Linked DNA regions of Mus musculus: region 1 is linked to region 2. Evidence: chromatin loops called from intact Hi-C (ENCODE). Cell type or tissue: gastrocnemius. All regions are shown on one strand. Links, peaks and the distances in the headings refer to the core of each region. The heading gives the core; the rest is flanking DNA. Region 1 holds the start of Ergic1 (endoplasmic reticulum-golgi intermediate compartment (ERGIC) 1). Region 2 holds the start of Gm41553 (a long non-coding RNA gene).

Region 1 (11,029 bases), core at 1,422-9,421, 76 kb after region 2:
CTTCCTTAACAGGTCAAACTGTATTCTGAGAAACGGTGCCAGGCACAAGACAGCAGGGCTCCTTAGATCACACATCTGGCACCAACTGGGCTGACCCAGGCCCTGGTTCCTTCCATGCAGCCCTTCATGGATGCTACAGTAGTATGGGCAATTTAGCAGGTCCTATCTCAAAATATTAGGGGTGACAGTATAACTCAGTGGGAGAATACCAGCTATGCCCTACACTTAATATCCAGCAGACACAGACACACACACACACAGAGAGAGAGAGAGAGAGAGAGAGAGAGAGAGAGAGAGAGAGAGAGATCTGAGCCTGGCTCTCTTTATTGGCCACTGTAGAAGTAGAAAACCAGACTGTTTAAGATCAAACAGGAGGGTCAGGTAGGGCCAGAACTCTTTTCTCCAGGGTTGCCCACCAGGGCTCCTCCAATGCCCTGCTCCCTGAGGGCTCCAACCCACCTGCTTGTGACTCTTCCAACTCAGAGCAATCCTTCTCACCTCTGGGTTGGCATCACTCACTGAAAAGCTTTAGCAGACCCACAGCTAGCTCTGTTCTGATTTCAAGCAATGCCCATGGGCAACCAGGTGCTGCCTCACTGATCTGGAGGTGCAAGGCAAGCCTCAGGCAGAATGCCTGCCTTCCTTACCAGAGTCAGGAATCCAAATGGCCAGAGAGGGACTGTTCCAGGCAAGTGCATGAACACGGCTATTATCCAGAGAACGAGAAGGACCCAGAAAATTAGAACAGACTGCCAGAGTTAGTTTAAGGCCAAGTAGAGCAATTCAGTCCAAAGCTGAGAGGAGCCAGTTTGAATCAGTCAGCTTAGACAGGAGTTTGGGCCAAAACAACTGAGCTGAATCAGCCAGCCAAGAGTTCAGAAAGAGCTAGAAAGGGTAAGTTTATTCCAGCAGTAAGCCTCCAAGACAACAATCACGTCTGATGAATAAAAGTTACATTTACGTTTGGGATGGGGACTTTAGCAAAAAATTAATTTTAGAAGATTATGGAATCAGGTGATAGAGAGAAGAAGAGAGGAAAAGGGGTAGAAAGGGAAGCATGGAGTGCCTGCAGACGGTTAAAAGATTCATGAGGAGCACGCTGGGGCAGGGTTAGCAAGGAGGAAGGAGATGCATTCTTAGAGGAGGTTTTGCCTCTCTCTGAATCTAGGGACCAGGAAAGAGAGCGCTTCTAGCCCATGGGGCAGAGCGGCTGCTCTACAAGGGAACAGCAGTGTTGTATCAGCTCCTGCAAATGCCCTCAGGCCTGCTCACTAAGGTGGGATGACTAAGAAGGGTCTTCAGGGCCTGCAGTGTGTGTGTGTGTGTGTGTGTGTGTGTGTGTGTGTGTGTGTGTGTGTGTGTGTGTGTGTACGAGTCACCCCTGTGAGACTCCCCCAGTGCAGCTCACTCTGTGTGTGTGTGTGTGTGTGTGTGTGTGTATGTGTGAACGAGTCACCCCTGTGAGACTCCCCCAGTGCAGCTCACTCTGTGTGTGTGTGTGTGTGTGTGTGTGTGTGTATGTGTGAACGAGTCACCCCTGTGAGACTCCCCCAGTGCAGCTCACTCTGTGTGTGTGTGTGTGTGTGTGTGTGTGTGTGTGTATGTGTGAACGAGTCACCCCTGTGAGACTCCCCCAGTGCAGCTCACTCAACAGGGCTCAGCACCTGGACAAGCTCAATAAACTCAACCTGGGTTTTACAGGTCATTCCGCCTCCAGTCTGAATTTTCAGTAATATTTTTATAAACATGCCGTGAAGTACGTGGACTAACCCATCGGTCTCTGGCTCTTCCTGGAATGCCAAGGTAGAAATGGGGGCATTTGTATTGGTCCCTCAATTGACAGTGAACTGTCAGAGCCTCAGTGGTTGGTCAGCTTAGCCTACCACAGAGAGTAAGGGACTTCAGCTTTCAGCAAGGCCCACTGGGGAAGGCATGTCAGACACTGAGGAAACCAGACTGGATTCTCAGATCAACATCACTCATTTGAAGACTGAAAGTAGGGTGCAGAAAAACCTCAAGCCAACTTCAAGAGGGTCATGCTGGGACCCAGGTGGGGTAGCTCAGTGGTAAAATACATGCCCATCATGTGCAAGGTCATGGGTTCCATTCCCAGCACTGCAAACAAGAAAGAGGGAAACACAAGAGACAGAGACAGACAGACAGAGAGAGAGAGAGAGAGAGAGAGACTTTTGCAAGGTCCACTCAAGTCCCCTGAGGGGAGAAGACCTTTGGAAAGCTACAGTAAGCAGTGGAGGAGACCAAACCAAGTCATGATGGGGCCAGCACCACAATCAAATGACCTGCGCTGTCACTCGGGGTCACCCATACTGAAACTCTATCCTTTCTCAACAGAACTGAACTTGCATTGTGCACTGGGTCCCCCAGATCAGCATCTGAACCTGGGCTCTGCGCTGCAAGGACAGCTTTCTTGCCCGACAGGCAGCACACATCCCCCTCCCTCCTTGAAGTGAGCACACAGCTAGCCAGGGGAGGAGCACACCACTCTTAGATCATGGGGTCTCAACACGGGGACTGCCACTGTGGCAGAGCTAGCCATTGCCTCTCTCCTGAAAGTGGGGCTCAGGCTCTGGGGACGGAGGCTGTCAAAGCCTCTGGAGTAACAGGCAGCAAGTGCCACCAGTCAGCCGGAACTGGGAACAACACCCCCGGACCTAGGTAACAAAAGCCAGTTCTGTGAGTTCAATGATCAGTATCAGTAAAACCGCTCAACGGGAACAAAGCAAACACGGTAATCATTTAAGGCTCAACCTCCGCCCTTAACCCCTAAAACTCAGAAAGGGCCAATTCAAGGATGAGGAGAGAGGGCCTTGGGATGCAGCTCTGTGGGAATTTGCTTAGCATGCACGAGTCCTGGGTTCTCCTCCAAGCACCAAAAACAGGAAAGAGGGATGCAGAATTCTCCACCAGCAGCTGGCACATGCAATCACACTGGACAAACTGGAGAGGTGTGTTTTGCCCAAGGGGGGACCTCTAGTCAAGTACCATTCCACCTGCAGACGCAACCACATACAAACTGGATATAAATCCTGGCCCTTAGGAGGTCAGATACTGATGAAAGGGAAGAGAAGATGGCAGAATTCGCTAATTACAGAGCAGGTGCCTCGGTCAAAGGGTACAATAATGGCGGCAGGCAGAGGACAGTGCTTGCTGGTCCCACATGCCACCTGGTCTCATGTGAGGATGTCGATCATACCCATTTCCTAGGCAGGAAAACACACCCAAGTTAGGAAGCTGGGTTCCCCTTGGTCTTGAACTGGTGGGAAATGGGGATGTTCTAATCACTGTACGCCCCCTGTGCTCCCCACTATTAAAAGGTTTGACAAAGTGGTGGCTTTTCAAGATTCCCCTTGTGCCCCAGAGCTAAGGCTTCAATGCCAATAGGCCAAACTCCGACTCCAGCTTTATCTATATCCATGCAAAGTGCTTTTGCCAGAGGGGTCACCCTCACCAGGGTTTAAAAGGAAGACTCATTCACTCTCTTCAGTGACAAAGGGATGGATGTCAAGTTTGCTTATATAGTGGCTACTCCTAGAACCCAGTCATGTGACACGTTCCCCCTCCCCCCCACACATGCAACACTCCTCTGGCAATTCCACAGGGTTGTGCCATATGCCACCCATCCCCTAATGATAGTCCAAGTGGCAGGTGGCTAAACACTGGGTACAACCCTCAGCAAGCCGATGAGTGGCCCTGTATGTGGTAAAGGTCTGTAGAACGGCGGAGCCTTCCTTCACAGTGAGTCCTAGAGCTCTGCTATGTCAACGTCTGAAAGAGAAGAAAGACATGGGCTGGACCCACAGCTCACCCTGCGTGAGGAGATCGAACGGTGGGGAATCCATTCTTACTGGTCTCCAGTGAGCCCCAGCAAGCAAGGACTTTCTCAACTGGCATTAGTGGGAACCCTGTGGCACCCGGGCACTCAGGGCCTGAGACACATCCAGAAAGCCCCAAGGCAGTAGCAGCCGAAAGTTGAGCGGTGTGCTCCTTAAATATCAATGCCTTAAACTAGTCAGTAATAAGCAGGCCCTGACAAGGCTAAAGCTGGCCCCAGCTGTTTTCCTTTTTTTTTTTTTTTCATCTCACCTGCCCCCAGCCCCCAAACTTCCAACTGGAGCCCAGATCTGCCCAGCCCTTCCAGCATGCAGGCGGGGCATGCAGGCGGGGCAGAGAACTGACAAGATGAAGTAACCAGAACAGTTACTTCTTTAACAAACTCAAAATCCCTAGGACTTGCAGAACCGTGTGGGGACAGGAGGGTTGGGACCCTTTCCGGTCAGCCCTGGGAGGTTTGAGGGGGGGGCCTGGATGTGCCCACTGCCCTTCTTTCTGCATGGGCACACTGTGGTAATGGGTGTCCCTAAAACTGGCTCAAAGCCCTCTCGGTTCAAAGCTACCATGGTCTGTATGCTTTTGTCTAAGCCCAGGTATGGACCCCGGGGCTACCTCAAGCAAGCAGGAAGCTGGTTTGCCAGATAGTACCAGTGCCCAGAGTGAGCTAAAAACCACTTTGGCTGGTTAAGAGGTCTGAAACCAATGTCCTCTCTGGGCCCTGACCCCAGGTTGCCCATATGCCACCACATGATCCGAATCTTGGGCCGTTTTTAGATTGGTTGTCACTCTGTTCTGCCTCTATACACATCAGTAAGAGGGGGAGGATGAGGGGAAACTGTGACCAATGGAGGAATACCCGTTCTCTGGCTGTGGGGAGCGCTCACAGATCTCCTCAGTCACAGATGCCCTACTTCTGAGTTCCATGTGATGGAGACTGGGTCAGGGGTGCCTTACAATCCCTGTCTTTCAGGTGGTGACCTTATTTTTAGTACCAATTTGCAAGAGGTGAAACCAATATTTTGAGCATGCCCAGACACCTGCTGGGGTTAGCCAGCTGAGCGGTGAGGGGCTGCACCCTAAGCCTTTGCTTCTAACATTGAGAATCTACTAAGCAGCTGGGTAGAGAGGTACAGCCAGGCTTCTAATCCTTTTGCTCCAAAGTATCCCAACAGCCCAGAGCATCTCAGAGCGTCTTATGTCAAGGGAATGTCTGGTGGGGAGGCCCTTCCCATGCAGGCTTCCAGAAGGCCTGGCCCTATACAATGGTGTTCCAGGAGGCAAAGAACCTTCTGCAGAACCTCGAGATCCCAGCATCCTCCTCTTCCCGCACTGTCCCCATGGCTTGCGGGAACAGGCCTCCACATCTGGTAGGTAGAGGATTCTCAGGCTCTGAAGAACTAAGCTTCTCCAACTGCTGCCAGATTGAATGGGGCTGCAGCCCTCAGATCCCACCGGGCAAAGCCAGGCGCGCGGCCCCACCTGTCAGCCAGGACAGGGTCCACTAGGGAAGACTGGGGAGAAAGCCTGAGGATGCCTGAGCTCCTTTTATTTGGGATTTGGGAGGAGATTTGGTTCCCAGGTTGGGGGAGGGGAATGAAAGATGTCAGGGGCAAGCTGGGGACACCGCGCCGTGGAAAACAGAGTGCGAGGGCTTGCCAGGGCTGCACGAGGGGTGGGGGTAGGGCTCGAACCCCGAGGAAGGCCGCGGTCCCCTAGGGCCTGCCGAGGCGTGCACAGTGCACCAGGGTCGCATTTGCACGTAACGGGGGGTGGGGGGTGGTCGTCGCCGGCTGCAGAGGGCCTCGGGCCCGGGGCCTCACTCACCTCCTGAAGTCAAAGGGCATCGTGCCGCCGAGCCGGTGGGAGCGTTGCAGGCCAGGCGGGCCGCAGCGCCGCGTGGGTCCGAGCCCGCTGCCAACGCCTCCTCGGCCGCCCCGCCCCCGCCAGCCTGCCCGACACTCGCCACTCGCCTCCCGCCGCCGGGAAGTGACGCTCCACGCAGCCCATTGGGCGCCGCCACATCCACCGGCCGCCCCTTCCGCCGCCCCATTAAAGGGGCCCGAGGGCCCGCTGAATGGGAAGGCCCGAGAGTGGGATGCTACCCAAGCCCAGGTCTCCAAGACTCCCGCTTTGGTTCTTTTTGGCCTCTGATCTTTTTTCCTAGCGTAAGTGGGGCCTCAGGACAAATCGCTCTGCCTCAGGCAGTGGGTTTTGTGCTTGTAAAACAAAGCCATTGCGTTGTGAAGATCAGAGAAAAATGCTACAAATTGCGGGTCCATGCTTGGTGCTAGTTCTGGGTGAAGGTTAAAACTGGGGGATGGGCAACGCAGTCCTAGATTGAGAAAGTCCACCCACCTCCCACCCATCCCTTGCTTCTTAGGAAAAGCCATCTGGCTCCCGAGATCCACCACCACCCCTTTCTCTATCTGTATAACTGTTAATCCCACTTTTCAACTTTTCATAGGTATCAAAGGAGGTAGTTGGGGCCCTGCTTTAGTGAACAGCCTGGCATCTAGTGACAGCTTCTCCACCTGTTAGAGTTGGGCTTAGCTAGCCACTTCTATCATCTTTCTTCGGGATTGATGCCAACCAGTACTCGTTGAGCATCTACCAACCTGAAGTCAGGAACTTGCAGGGTTATCCAGAGGCTCTGAGTTTGCACGGTTAGAAATGGTAACATACCGCTGATTGCCCCTAGGAGCCTCCATTCTCAGAAACACAGAAGTACAGAGGAAAACCTCCCTCAACTTGCTGGGCTAGAGGAGGAGGCAGCTGAACTCTAAACTTTTTGTGATTGGCTGGTCTTAGTTGTCAATCTGACATACCTGGAAGAGATTGAAGAAATGGCTCCACTACATTAGCCTAAGGGCTTGTATGTGTGTAAAGTTTTCTTAGTTCCTAAGTAATGATGTAGGAAGGCCCAGCCCTCTATGGGTAGCAACATTCCTAGGATGGGATCCTGGGATCAGAAAGCTACTGCATATGAGCAGTGGAGCCCATTAGCAGCCTTCCATCCTCCACAGGTCTCTGCTTCAGTTTCTGCTTCATGGTTCTTTTTTTTTTTTTTTTTTTTTTTTTTTTTTTTTTTTTTTTTTTTTTGTTTGGTTTTTTTGAGACAGGGTTTCTCTGTATAGCTCTGGTTGTCCTGGAACTCACTTTGTAGACCAGGCTGGCCTCGAACTCAGAAATCCACCTCCCTCTGCTGGGATTAAAGGCGTGCGCCACCACGCCCGGCCCTGCTTCATGGTTCTTACCTTGAGTACCTACTTACCCAGACTTCACTCCCTGAAGGGCGTGTGGATGTATGAGCCAGATAAACCCTTTGCTCCCAGAGCTGCTTTGGTGGGAGTTTATCACAGCAGAGAAAAAGCAAACTAGGACACCCATGTAGGGGAAATCTGACTTCTGAACTTCCCTGGGTTCTGCTGCTGATGCCTTCTTCAAAGCTGCGATTTAAGACAACAACTTAAGGAGAAAAGTGGGGATCCAAGTTCAAAAGGCAGGATGGGCAGGGAGGCAGTGTCCTGACATAAAAAGCTCCTTGGTTTCCTGAAGGATAAGCGGGCAGCAAGATTCAGGGTCTGCAGTGATGGGCGATTCCACCAGGTTCTTCTCTTTCTGACAACCGGAATCCCCCTTCCATTCATTCATCCATTCATTCATTATTCATTCATTCATTCGTCATTCATTCATTCATTCATTCAACAAACACCCGCACCCCATGCTCTTATGTATGGGAAATGAGAAAGTTTTAGCCAGTCCTGGAGCCTGGGAGCAGCAGAAAGAAAAAGCATCCTGGGACCTTCTGGAACCACTGGGTACAGATAAACCCAAAACAGAAGTTGTATGGTGTGGGCAATTGATCTCATGTCTTCCCTTTTTAGAACATGATCCAGAGACTAGCTCTTGGACATCTTGGGGACTATTCTCATCTTTAGCCCAGATTCTCCTAAAGAATCTCAGATGTGCCCTTGAGCATGATCAAGGATAACAATGCCCAGCAGAGTAAATGACGATAAGACTGCCTGAGCTGGGCAGTGGTGGCGCATGCCTTTAATCCCAGCACTCCAGAGGCAGAGGCAGGCGAATTTCTGAGTTCGAGGCCAACCTGGTCTACAAAGTGAGTTCCAGAACAGCCAAGGCTATACAGAGAAACCCTGTCTTGAAAAAACAAAAAACAAAAACAAAAAGACTGACTGGTGTTGGTATCTTTTACACAGAGAGAAAAAGCTCCCAGTTTTTGGCTGGATACATAGAAACTTGCATTTCACAGCTTCCCTTGCAGCTAGGCATGTCTATGTGATCAAGTTATTGAAATGCAGGGAGAAGGTGGCTTTAGGAAGAGTTGATGTATGCTCTTTGCCCTGTGTGTCGCTTTATGCAGCTGGCTGCCTAGAATGTGGATGCCACTATCTCAAACCACCAAATGGAAACCACATGGAACAAAGCAACAAGACAGAAAGAGCCCAGGTCTTATCACTCTGCCGTTCTATGTGTTTATATAAGACTGAAATAAGCATCCATCTTATTGGAACTACTGTTGTTTTGGATTGCTGAACGCTTACACTGGAACTCAGTGGTAACACTCACGTCCAGCCCAATCACCTGACTGCTCAAATAGTGCACAGAGAATTTGCCAGTCCACTATTACCTAATGTCCTACAATTTTCCTTGGGAGAACTTAACACAACTCAGGACTGGATTAACTGGCTAGTGACTGCACCCCCAATTTGAGTGGAGGTTTCCATAGCCACCCAGAGAGTTCTATGCCCCAGTATAGGGGAATGCCAGGGCCATTGGGGACCCTCTAGTCCAATGGATGACTGTGAGCACCCACTTCTGTATTAGCCAGGTACTGGCATAGCCTCTCAGGAAACAGCTATATCAGGCTCCTGTCCACATGTATAGGAGGCACATTTCTCTCTTTCCTTTCTTTCTTTCTTTCTTTCTTTCTTTCTTTCTTTCTTTTTGGTTTGGTTTTTTTTTTTTTCTTTTTGGTTTTTTTTTTTCAGACTCAGAAATCTGCCTGCCTCTGCCTCTGCCTCTGCCTCTGCCTCTGCCTCTGCCTCTGCCTCTGCCTCTGCCTCCTCTGCCTCTGTCTCTGCCTCCTCTGCCTCTGCCTCTGCCTCTGCCTCCTCTGCCTCTGCCTCTGCCCCTGCCCCTGCCCCTGCCCCTGCCCCTGCCCCTGCCCCTGCCCCTGCCCCTGCCCCTGCCTCTGCCGCCCAAGTACTGGGATTAAAGGCATGTGCCACCACTCCCCGGCTAGGAGGCACATTTCTACAGCAGCATGGTCACATGGTCTTCTCATAGGTCGGGGAGGATGGGAGTGGACTGACCTGCATGTACCTGCAGGGACTTTTGAGGTCTGGAAGCAAAGCGAGCTGCCCATCTCCTGTTAACCAACCTAGGAGACTGTGGGAGATGGAACAGAGGAAATCAGACATGTGGCACAAGATGTGGGACTACTCTAGACCTCTTTGAACATGGCAGCAGCTAGTAACAGTTGAGTTTGGGAACTACTGATATTATGGTACTTGTGGTGGTCAGTCTCCAGTGGTCTTCATCTGCCAGTAGCCCCAGTCTCTGAATAGTCACCTCCCATAGTGAATAGGTCTAGCCTGTGTAAGTCAACAGGATATTGTCAGTGTGACTCCTGAGGCTTAGTTTATTAGATATTTTCTTCATTTACACTTTAAATGCTATCCCATTTCCCGGTTCCCCCTCTGAAAACCCCCCCATCCCCTCCCCACCCTGCTCACTAACCCACCCACTCCCACTTCCTGGCCCTGGCGTTCCCCTATACTGGGGCATAGAACCTTCACAGGACCAAGGGCCTCTCCTCCCATTGATGACCAACTAGGCCATCCTTTGCTACATATGCAGCTAGAGCCACGAGTCCCACCATGTGTTTTCTTTGGTTGGTGGTTTAGTCCCAGGGAGCTTTGGGGGTACTGGTTAGTTCATAATGTTGTTCCTCCTATAGGGCTGCAAACTCCTTCAGCTCCTTGGGTACTTCCTCTAGCTCCTTCATTGGGGACCCTCTAGTCCAATGGATGATTGTGAGCATCTACTTCTGTATTAGCCAGGTACTGGCATAGCCTCTCAGGAAACAGCTATATCAGGCTCCTGTCAGCAAGCTCTTGTTGGCATCTGCAATAGTGTCTGGGTTTGGTGGTTGTTTATGGGATGGATCCCCGGGTGGTGCAGTTTCTGGATGGTCATTCCTTCAGTCTCTGCTCCACACTTTGTCTCTGTAACTCCTTCCATGGGCATTTTGTACCCCCTTCTAAGAAGGATCAAAGTATCCACACTTTGATCTTCCTTCTTCTTGAGTTTCATGTGTTTTGCGAATTGTATCTTGGGTATTCCGAGCTTCTGGGCTCACAGGCCTCTTTTTCTGGGGAAATCCCAGTACCATGCCTTAAGGATGCTTTCTCTCAGAGGGCTCCTGCCACAGCCAGGTGAGGAGCCCTCCAGGAAGTCTACTGACCCAGGTCACAGCCCAGAGTGCAGCCTGGCCCACACTTTAGCTCCAGTTCTAAGGGGACCCTGAGCCAGAATTCCCCAGCTAAATTGCTCCTAAATCTTGACCCCTAGAAACTATATCATAACAAGCATTTAAGCCACTGAATTGTGGGAAATCGGTTATACTGCAGTTAAGGGACATACACTGGCATTCTCTTTCCTCCCTCACCCCAGCCAGCCTGGACAAGCCACTTTTAGAGTCAGAGAAGTCTCTAGCTGGGTGACCTGGACGAGTTGTTGAAATGGCTATCTCCAGGCCTGAGCTAAAGTGTATTAAGTCCTTATACCTGTGGCAGATTGCCTGAGGCTGCACTACTGATTGTGACCTCAGGTCCTGGGGTCCTGGGCCATCCCCTCCCCCAGCGCATGGGCTAGATTTACTAGCTTGTGCCAAATGAATAGAACATCACATATTGATGTCGGTTCTGAGATGATGTTACAGAAGATAGCAGCTTCTGTCTCAGACAGAAACTCACTACCTCTTGGGTCAGTTACTTGGAGAAGGGAGCTGCCTGGCTGTGAGGCTGCCCTCCAGGGATGCCATGTGATAACTTGCAACTGAATCAACAGCATCCATGGGCATGTGATCAGTCAGGGACAGGTCGGCTCCAGCTGCATTTTGGGACATTGCAACCCGACAGGATAGCTTGAC
Region 2 (11,029 bases), core at 924-8,923:
GCTGGTTAAAAGCAATGGCCTGGCCACAGACACCTCCCTGACCATACACCTCGCAGCGCCTGCTCATCCTCCTCCCAGAAACTGGCCTGGAGTTTCCTCTCCAGTAATGCTACCCCCTTCACAATCTCTGGTTCCAGAGAGGATACGAGACCTAGCCCAGACCAAGCAGAGAATTCCATTTTCTAAGCCAGAAGGACAGAAGGACCTCAGCTGGAACAAGGACAACATTGTCCTTTCTGGGGTTTGGCCTGGGATTACAGAGAAATAGGAAACGTCTATTGCTAAGTTCTGTCTGAGAAGGAAGCCAGGATAGAGAAAGACAAACAGACTGAAAGTCTGGGACAGATACATGACTAGATATAGCCATGTCTGCTGACGACCCAACAATCAAACCAGCTTCATAGATCCCATCTGTTCTAGAAGAGTCTGACTACCGCAGACTCTGCCATAGCAGGAAACGTACCAGCCAGGATTGAGACCCCCGATCTCAAACCAATATTAAAAGTATAAAGTTGGGCAAAGCGGCACTCCTAGCCATGTAGGAGGCTGCTATGCCTGGGCTACACAGTAAGACCCTGCTTCCCCTGCTCAAGGCCTCCCAGAAGTACATACATCTTTAGGCCCAGTGTCCAAATCTGACAGGTAGAGAGCCATCCTGGCTGTCACCTCTGCTGACTCTGGATCCCTGGAGCCTCCTGGGTGGAGCAGGCACCGTGACCCACCAGCTCTGGACCCAAGGGTGATGAGTTGGAAGCCAGGAAACTGTTCATGTGACAGAGAGTCCGTGTAAAAGAAAACCGACATCCTACTGTTGCTCAGAGTAGAAGACAAGGCAGAGAGAAGGAAAAGCAAAGGAAGAGAACGCAGCAGGAAGAAGGACCACACTGGACCCAGGACGGCAGGGCCGGAGAAGACACAGAGAAGAAGCTGAAAGGGCATGCCATCGCAGTGCAAACCTTTAATCCTGCTACTCAGGATCTCTGTTGAATCTGAGGCTAGCCTGATCTACAGAATGAGTTCTCGGACAGCCAGGACTGAAATAGTGAGACCCTGTCTCAAAAAACCAAGTGCTGAAAAAACGTTTTCCACAAAGAAGAAAAATCACCAGCGGCCTGAAGCCAGTGGAGATTTCCCTCAGGCATCAGTTGCACTAAGTGGCACCTCCCACAACACACCAGCTAGGGGGACGCCAGAGGTTCCAGCCTGCTTCTGGTAACACTTCTCAGGGGTCAGAGAATCAAAGCCACCTGCGCTCACCTGGGGCCCAGCAGGCTCCATCTGCTTCCAGCAAGCATAGGCGAGGGAGGGTTGCCTCGGCAAGGGGGCTGACAGCAGCTGCACGGCTGGCTCTGGGCCCTGGGTACTTACTGTGGTGATGAACCTGTACAGGGGTTGTCTTCTCTCTGTGTACTTGACTGTGATGGGGCTGAGGTCATAGCGGAACCAGATGGCAGGGATAATGCGTCCCGTGTGGCTGTAGGCAACGTACTCCTGCAGGAGAGAGGAGGAAGGAGTGTTACAAGCAGAACCAGCCTCAGGTGGGTGAGGGTGTGGGATGCAGAGGGTGTCCAGGCAGCCTCCTCTCAGCTGCTCTGGAAGCCCTGGACAGGCAGCATAGTGAAAGCACGCTGGGTCCCTTCAACTATGGGAAACAGACCACATAGCTTAGAAGTGGAGCCAGAACGGAGCACAGATCTGAGGGTGACGTGGAAGAGGAAAGTGGGCTTTGAACTCGGTCTGAGCATTTCCTCCTTGACTTGCCAGTCACACGGAATCTGCTCATTTATTCTGCTGGCTGCCTCCGCTGTCCTAAGGTTCTTGGGGTGATGAAGCCCCTCCCCTAGAGGAGTCACAGGCTGGTGGATGAAGACATCATCGCATCACTAGCTTCTAACAGTATCCGTGTAGGGAGGGTGGAGGAGGGTGCTCAGCAGGCCATAGGTGAGCCAGTTCTGCTCAGGGGGATGGGGAAGGCTCACTAAGGAAGGGGCATTCTAAACCATGAATAAGAAGATAGCCTGCCTGACAGGTGAACCAAGTGGGTGTGAACTTGTCCACCAAGTAGGGCCAGCACAGAGAACAGGGAAGGTACAGTGCCCAACCTGCCATGGCTCGTAAGGATGCACATAGCATTGGCCAAATGGCCACCAAGGAACAGGGATCTGAGCTGATGACCCACAGGACCTGGTTTGAGCACTTCAGGGTCCTGAAAGGCTTGGGCTCGCGTCTCTTGTTTACAACAAATGGAGATGGATGCCGGGGTCCCCAGGCCCAACCCCCATGTCCCCAGCACTGGTCTTGAGCAGCTGGAGTGATCCCATGGACACCACTGAGTGTTAACCCACTGGACAGCCACCTCCATTCACAGAACAGGCTGGGGGCAAAGCCACAGAGAACGCTGAGTGAGCTGGTCCAGCCACCAGGCCCTTGCCAAAGCTTTGATGGAGGAAGCCTGCAGCAGAGGAAACTCAGCTTTCCCAGGGTGATTGTCTGGGCCACAGCCCAGCGCTGAGGGGGTAAGAGACAGAATGAAATCTAGCAGCAGTAGTGTACCAATTACCCAGCCTTCCCAGTGAGCTGGGAGCTTTCTGAAAACATTGCTTCATTTGACAGCAATCTTGTGAAGTAACTGCCATGGACATATTACAAACAAGGACACATGACTGAGCTAGGATGGGGCAGTGTGGTCCAGGGCCCTGCTTCCTGCTGATGTGTGGCAGCACTGGGGGGAGGTTATAATGAGTACAATGGTTGAAATATGCTCCCCAGAAGTCATACGCATGCTGCAGTGCTGGGCTGAGCCCAGAGCCCTGTGCATGTGGGGCAGGGGGACCACGGCTATTCGCCATCTAAAGTTACAGGTCCTTTGTGTACATCAAGGGGCTGAACCCGGAAGTAAGCCTACATTGGTGGTGGCTGGAGGTGGTAATCTGGGAGGTGATTAGGTTAGATGAGGCCACGAGGTAAGTGTCAATGGTAGCATTAGCTCTCCTATAAGAAGAGGAAAGCACTTCTAAGCTTGTATGCTTGTGTCTCTCCATGCCCTGCCCTCCACTGGACAACACAGCAAGAAGGCTCACCACAGGCTGGGGTTGATCTCTTTGACTTCCTCTTTCCCAATCCATGAGATAAATTAACTTCTATTTTCTTTCTTTTTTTTTCTTTTTTCTTTTTGGGGGGGGGGTAGGGGGAAGGTTCAAGACAGGGTTTCTCTGTGTAGCCCTGGCTGGCCTGGAACTCACTCTGTAGACCAGGCTGGCCTTGAATTCAGAAATCCACCTGCCTCTGCCTCCCAAGTGCTAGGATTAAAGGCGTGCGCCACCACTGCCTGGCTGACTTCTATTCTTTACTTACTACTTAGGCTCTTAGAATTTTGTTATGCCACCAGAGAGTAGGACAGACACGGCCTGAAATAGTGAATGTAAGCAATAAGTCTCTCGGAGAGAGTTATGGATCAAAGGGAATCAGAGCATAGGGACCCATGACCAAGAGGCTGTCCAAGTGGGCAAGCCTGGACGATCCCTATTTGGACTGAGTGGGTGAGCAACCAGGGGGCTCTGGAGCCCAAGAGGAACCTGGGTCTAATTCCTACACTGTAACTACACAGCTTGGCGAGTTCCTCAACCATAATGATAGTTAATTGAGCTGAACACTCCATCATTTATACTAAGGGTCTGGGTGGCCCTGCAACAGCAGAAACAGGAGCCTCGTGGTAAACAGGGGAACCTACTCCAAGTGCCTATGTTCCATTGGCACAAGCCATGCTTTCTGGAGAGGCTCAAGCCACTAACCGCTGTGCCATCTCATTTCTTTGGCTTGGATGTCCCTTGGCTTCCCAGAAGACCTGTGTGTCTCTTGGACTGTTGGGGTCCTGAGACGTCCACAGCCACCTTGATAGGATTCCCTGCCTAATGCAAAGCATCGGCCATGTGCTGATCAACAGGAGCCTGAAGAAACCAGGACCAGACAATGTCAGAGCTGGGATGGTCTTCTGCCTACTTCAAACAGAATACATCTTATCTCCTTGTTAAGAGTGTCTCACCTGGACCTTGAGGCCACTACCACGGCAAGAACTGGTATTTCATCTTTACTCAGACTAGAGAATGAGCCTGGACACTCCCTGTCCACCCCACTGAAATTCCCTTCAGCAGAATGTGCGGGGCATCGCCTATGCCCTTGGCCAGCAGAGGGAGCAATTGCAATGCTCAGCCCGTTCACGGCCCACTCACCTTGTTGGCCACTGTGTACTGGTAGGAGTAGCGCTGCTTGCCGCTCTTGTCCTCATACACTGTGGGTACAATCTTCAAGATGTAGTCATGGGAGGCCAGGGCTGCAGGAATACAGCATAAGATGAGATGGGGTGGGCACTGCCTGGCAGGTGGCTCTGCCTGTAACCCCAAGTTCAAGTCCTCCTGGTACTGTAGGGTCCTCTCCCCTTTCTCTTCAGAATGTGGCTTGCTGGGATTGTTAGATCTGCACTACATAATATATAATACTCTGAGCCACACACTTACAAATGGGATAGCCATTAACGAGGGGTGCTGAGGGGGCATTTTCTCTGAGATTCAGGCCCAGGAGCAGCACGCTCCTGTGAAGTAGGGGCCAGGGAACACATCCTCTTTAATGCGTGGTCACCAAGAATTGTCTAGAGAGAAGCCCCAGGAAACAGAGCAGCTTCAGTTTCATCCTTAACTAGACTAGAGAGAGACTGGCAAAATTACATTCCCCACCATCCCTCACACACAGAGAAATTTTCCAGGGAGAAAGGTGGGACTCAAGAAAGACCCCATTTCATTGTAGGTATTGTCTGTCTGCTTTTAAGTTTTAAAATAATCTGGGCTCTGGGCTCCAGAAAGAACTAAGTAAGACTGATCAAACCCAGAGGGCTGGGGTCAAGCGCCTGCCTGGCATAAACCTGCCCTTGGCCTCAATCCCAACACTGCCAAAACAAACAACAGAATCTGGTCACTGTCTTCCCTCTTTCTCAATAAACTGCTGACCCTTCAGCCCTGTAATAGTTTAACACGACCTTTTCACCCAGCGCCCCTGTCTCCTCCCAGCCTGGATGGCAAAGTTGCTGAGTGCAAGGACAAAGTCTTACATTCCTGCCCCTAAACCCTGCACGGAGCCTGGGACAGGGCAGACAGTGGCAAGGCCTGCTGAATGAAGGAGTGGACAGGATGGCTGGACAAAGGATGAAGGGATCAATCAGCTACTGATAAACATGAGCTAACCAGAGCTGCCTCAGCCTTCCCGAGCAAAAAATGAGGCCCAATGTCCATCCCTCTTATTCCTTCTAGAACCTTGGGCTAGGAACCATGGAGCTAAAAGAACATGGGAGTTTAGTCTTCTGGGTTCTAATCCTGGTCTCTGCAGATCAGATTCAGATCTGTAAGAGTGGTGAGCATGGAGCAAGCATTCCAGCCTTGACTAGTTCTGGCCCTGCTGTCTCCTCAGAAAAGGGCAGCACTCCTGGGATGGAGGTGACCCCCCCCCCCAACACACACCCTCAGGAAAACTGGGGAAAGCCCTGGAGCCTTTAAGCTAAGCACAGGGGACCCAACACCTCTTGCTCATGCCCACAATGGCTCTCAGGGTCCAGAGTACTAGGGTCACATGGGGTTAAAGGCCGATTCTAGTCTTCATCCCTGGAAACTCCCATGAGATGGGCTCACATCTATACCTAAACCAGGAGGCCAAAGATCACCTTGAAGTACAAGTCTCAAATTCCCACTCTCCAAGGATAAAACCTGAAGAAAGGAAGGCCTTAGTGAAAATCATAACTCTACTATTTTGTTGTTGTTGTTGCTATTTGTACAAAACATTAGGTAGTCACAAAAGGAAAAAAAAAGAGCCACCCTTATGTCTACTGTGCACAGAGAATCAGTTCACATTTCCTCCCCAGTAGGAACACGCCAGACGGATGTCCTTAAGGAGTCACAGGGGTTCTGCCTCAGGCCCAGGTATCATGAACACTTCCAAGTTGACAGCACAGAATGGAGGCCTGCAGAGGCTGCTTGCTTCATTTACTCACCTTCCTGTCTCTAGAACTTGGTACTGTGCCTGATCAATATGCATTCAGTGTCTGACTGCCTAACAGCCCTGAGGCCATCATGGCCAACAGCTGCCCACATTCCAAGATGCAGGTCCCTACCACGCACAAGGGCTGACACAAATAAATGATGCTTCAAAGTGACCCAGTGGACATTATTTTTCTTAGCATATTGTGTGCATGCACGCACAACATGCACATATGGGCATGTGTAAGAATGGAGGTGTGTGTGTGTGTGTGTGTGTGTGTGTGTGTGTGTGTGTGTGTGTAATGGAGGTATGTGTGTGTGTGTAAGAATGGAGGTATGTGTGTGTGTGTAATGGAGGTATGTGTGTGTGTGTGTAAGAATGGAGGTATGTGTGTGTGTGTATAATGGAGGTGTGTGTGTGTGTGTGTGTGTGTGTAAGAATGGAGGGGTGTGTGTGTGTGTGTGTGTGTGTGTGTGTAATGGAGGTGTGTGTGTGTGTGTAAGAATGGAGGTGTGTGTGTGTGCAGTCTTTGGCAAGTAGAGATTCGGCACTAAGACTTTGGAAGGAGCCAATGGTTGATAGGAAGGGTTTGGGCAGGAGGGGAGGGACCAGCTGGTTTCCCCCACTGGCCACCTACAGAGCTGGTTCTCACAGAGTGGGTTCTGGTTCTGTAACTGCTCTGTGGGATCCAGGTGACTGCCTCCACTCAGGACAACGGCAAAACAGTGGTCAGTAGCAGGGACAGCAGATGCTGTTGGAGCTTGGCAATAGCTCGGGGGTACAATCAACCTTCCCTAGGGACAGGCTACCCTCTTCCCTTTCTAAAAGACAGGAATGAGTCTGTGTACTATACAGGGCAGCTGTGGGGGAAGGAATGGTGTGAGACTATGACCTTGGCTTGCAGCAAGCACCTGACTTCTGCCCCGCTGGCTTCCCTAGTCCCATGCCACCGGCTGGACGGGGACTTCTGCAGGGGAGGGGGTTGCTCCATGCTAAGATACTCACGGTTGGAGGTGAGTCTGTCTGCTCCCCCAAGAGCATTGAAAGCCCCGTGAACATTCTGGACCTGCAGAGAAGCACAGTGAGAGACAGTTCCTTGGGGGTTCCCACCTTCAAGCCTGGCCTTGCTTGTGGGGACTGACCAGGGGCCATTTGGTCATAAAGGGCAACCCAGCCATTGGACCGAGTTAGCAAGGGCTTCCGGGAGGAGGGATAATTGACATGGATGTGGAGGGAGGCCCAAAGTGGGCCAAATAAGCAGACCTTGCAAAGAACTGAGCCCAGAGACTGGGCCTGATAGAGGCCCATGGGACCTCAGGGAAGCGGGAGGGAGGGAGATCAGAGCAGTAGACGGGGTAGGTTCCTGCAGAGAAAACACTTTAGCAGGTGAGTGACCTGTCCCTCAGGCTGAACCCACTCGCGGGGGAGGGAAGGCTGTCCATTTGCTGCCTTGGACCGAAAGTGTGAAGATTTGGTTTCTGACTCCAAGGATGGAGATGTGATGGTATGCCCGCCCTGTAGGCTGGAAGAGTCAGACCAGCAGGACCCACCCTCAGCCTGACCAATATGTGCAAGACTTGGCACACAGCAGATGTTTGATAAATGTTTTTCAAGCGATCAGATGGGCATGGGTTGGCTCTGAGCTGGAATATCTGTGTACTCAGGTGGAGCAGAGCTGTTGTCCTTTGCTTCTGAGCTCTGGTCGGCCCTCTCCACTGCCTTAGCCTAGGTCCTCTCCCTCCTTACCCAGGTTACAGCCCCTCCCTCATGTCCATGCCAATAGCCTTGCTGTGTGGGTCCTTCTTCCTCGTGGCAGGTGTACACTTGGTGTACAGGGGCCACACTTGTCAGCATCCTCTTCATCAACCAAGCAAAGGTTTTCCCCATACAAACCCAATTCCCTGCTCCCCACCTCCTCAGTCATCACTTTGGGTGTTCAGCCAACTGAGAGCAGCCCTCATAGGTGTCTCAGACCTTTGATATTTCATGTCTACATGTGTCATTCTGGGGGTCACAGATACATGCTTATTAATTTTCCTGAATGTCAGCTTAAGAGTCTGTGAATATAAAAATGAAGGGTTGTGTGTAGTGTAGAAGGGCCTCCTGAGAGAGGGTAATGTGTCTGACGCGTCCTTGCCTGGGCCTTGTGTCAGTGCCCATCATGGGCCTGACCACGTTTGGATGCAAGAAGAGAGAGGCCCTCTCCACAGTCCCGTGCTGGTTCTATGCTCCTACTTCAGAGCCTCCAGAGCTCTAGCTTAGATAGATTTCAGTTCACTAAACACCCACCTACTCTGTGCTGCTCAGTAACAGCAACAGGAAACGGGCAGAAGCAGCTCTGAAGGGACTGAGCCAAACCCTGGAGTCCACCTCCCTCCCAGGCTGAGCATCTCAGTCCGTTGTGTGGCTGGTGGCACCACTGACACCATAGCCACCACAGGCACATCCTCAGAAGACAGGACAAAGAGGATCTCATGTGGATGACTCTTAGGGACCAGCTCACGGCCATGTCACCTTGTCCCCTGCTCACCTGTAGCGTATCCCCAAAGGAGAGTTTATGGATGGTATGTGTCATGTCCGGGTTCTGTGGCTGCGCTGTGGCACTGTGTGTGGACACATGGAAGTTGCCGGGAACCTGGAGGGAGAAAGGCAGGTTTCATATATCTGGGTGGCTGTCCAAGGGGGGCTGACTGCAAGGGCTGTGTGGTCTGCATGGTCTGGGGCACCAGAGTCATACATACACCGGCACCGGGACCCTGGCTCGTAGCATTTCTAACTGTATGAGTTTGAAGAAGAACAGTACACTCACAGGAGCTACTGAAAGAAGTATCCGGGACAACCTAGGGCAAGAGCGCATGTGAAGTGCGCATGTGGGCACCTGACACTGAGCCTGGACTTAAAATGACAGCAGTCTCTGCCCATATCTGCAGACTCCGGGTTGCTGGCTCAGCAGTGGGTGAGGGGTGCACTCTGAGTCAGGAGACCAAAGTGACTTCCAAGAACTCTAAACTAAGCTTACAGCTACCCAGTCAGCCTCATCACCACCGTCAGAAACTGATGACAGTGGCCTTGTAGGCCATTGTTATCCCTACGCAAGATTTCTGTGGAGGATCTCAAAGTGGCTTCTGCCCTGGCTCCCAGTCAGTGTCTGCTCACCCTTGCCTCTCCCTGCAGCCCCTTCCCCAGGGCCATGAGAGAAAGTGTACTAAACCCTATCTTTGATTGGGCCACACCTCAGCCCTAAGCCCTTCAAGGCTTCTGGGCACCAGTCTCTTCTTTGAAGGGAGTTTATTGCACAACGTGCTGGGGTTGTGGCCATGAGCAAGGTGGTGCCTAGGTGGGGGTGGTAATCCTTAGGTCACCGAGGGACACTGACCTCAGGAGGGGCCGATGTGATTCTCATGGGCCCTAGGTTGATTTTTAAAAGAGGAAGCCAGGCCTGGCCTCTCTCTGCTTCCTGTCCCACCACACCACCCTTCCTTTAGGACCCTCTCTGTCCCGTGTCCACTACTGTGATATTGTCCACTGAGAGATCCTCACCAGAGGCCAAGTGACAAGGACTCATCCTGGACTTTCAGCCTCTAGGTCTAAGTTCTTTCCGTCTTCATCATTGCCTCAGCATTTCAGAGTAACGGAAAAACCGAGTGACCCAGTAGTGCTCCTGTGATGTATTCTGGCCACTGGTCACACTCAGTCCACCTCCCTTGGCCTCATCAACAGCACCCTCAGCTCCACTCACCCCCAGCCTCCCGCGCTGGGAACAGCACCCTGCAGCCTCCCGCACTGGGAACAGTACCCTGCAGCCTCCCGCACTGGGAACAGCACCCTGCAGCCTCCCGCACTGGGAATAGTACCCTGCAGCCTCCCGCACTGGGAACAGCACCCTGCAGCCTCCCGCACTGGGAACAGCACCCTGCAGCCTCCCACACTGGGAACAGCACCCTGCAGCCTCCCGCGCTGGGAACAGCACCCTGCAGCCTCCCGCACTGGGAATAGTACCCTGCACAGCTCCGCCTTGAGGCCTTTGTGCCTGCCACTTCTTCCTAAAATGCCTGCCCACAAAGCTTTCCCCACCTTGCTGAGGGCTACACTCAGGCTGGGGAGGACCCTCAGCTCTATTTCAGGTACAAGGAAAGGCCTCAGAGCACAGGCAGCAGAAGCAAGCCCGAGAGGTAGGAAAGCCCTAAACAGAAGCTGGTCAAGGTGGAGGGAAGGCATGGGAAGAAAACGCAGGCAGGTGAGGCTGGGGAGCTAAAATCCCAACTGACACACTGAAAACCAGCTGGGGCGGGGGGTGGGGGGTGGTCACTGCTACAGCCTGGTGTGTGACCATCCCTCAGGGAATCAGTGCCACCAGTATCAGGCTGGCTTCAGCCGTAGCACACATCCCAGGGAGTCTGGGGCCACCCAGGAAGGTCTCTCAAGTGAGCACAGCATCAGTGTGGTCTAACTCAGGGACCCAGTAGAAGTGATTCTCCACATCTGGCACCTGGGCTCAAGCCCAGTTATCATTCTGTGCCTCAGTTTTCCCATCAGAGAATGGGGATGATGACCATAGAGGGTTTTGCAATGGCAAGAGGTACACAGGTACACGGGATGAGCATGCTTCAGTACTTGAGGAGAAAGGGCCTTGGGCGGGCCAGCAACAGGGTGTGAGGAAAAGCCACTGCTTTTAAAAACAATTTCACGCTTCCTTTCACAGTGTAAGTAGTACCTGGACTGATTTCCATTACAAAATCTGCACAGGGCTAGGGTGTAGCTCAGTGGGGATGAAGCTAGACATTTACGTCAGGAAGAACATCTTGCCTCTCACATACACAAGGCCTGGGATCCATTCCAACATCGGAGGAGGCACTGGGCAGTGAAAAAAAGAAACCCCTTACACGATACAGTCATAATTCCTGAGACTGAAGGTGTCCTGTCAGGTTTTCTGGGCAGTGGGCCAGGCCAAAGGTACAGAATGCCTTGGGTTTGGGGTCTGTGTCCCCAGGGTTAAGAGAATGGAGAA

What was found. Peaks named below come from ENCODE experiments on the same cell type or tissue, not always from the same donor. Only the 100,000 strongest peaks of a DNase experiment are listed, where the experiment ranks them.
Region 1: it touches region 2 in a loop (3.0-fold over the local background); 7 of 42 quality-filtered maps call a loop at or near these places.

The regions. Positions count from the first base shown.
Region 1 is chr17:26,556,280-26,567,308 of GRCm38, reverse strand. It overlaps Ergic1 (endoplasmic reticulum-golgi intermediate compartment (ERGIC) 1), which reads right to left and starts at 5,797. Exons shown (of 10, transcript NM_026170.3): 1 at 5,677-5,797. The coding sequence starts at 5,696. It overlaps 1700049J03Rik (a long non-coding RNA gene), which reads left to right and starts at 1,238. Exons shown (of 4, transcript XR_001782188.2): 1 at 1,238-5,219. In gastrocnemius, for the core only: no CTCF peak of the experiment used is centred there; DNase peaks (open chromatin) are centred at 3,656 and 5,832; H3K4me3 peaks cover 2,622 bases; H3K27ac peaks cover 3,234 bases.
Region 2 is chr17:26,632,044-26,643,072 of GRCm38, reverse strand. It overlaps Ergic1 (endoplasmic reticulum-golgi intermediate compartment (ERGIC) 1), which reads right to left. Exons shown (of 10, transcript NM_026170.3): 6 at 8,552-8,656; 7 at 7,027-7,087; 8 at 4,230-4,330; 9 at 1,369-1,491. Gm41553 (a long non-coding RNA gene) reads right to left here and starts at 1,362. Exons shown (of 2, transcript XR_876696.2): 1 at 613-1,362. In gastrocnemius, for the core only: a CTCF peak has its summit at 4,167 (motif pointing right); a DNase peak (open chromatin) is centred at 4,197; H3K4me3 peaks cover 288 bases; H3K27ac peaks cover 2,126 bases.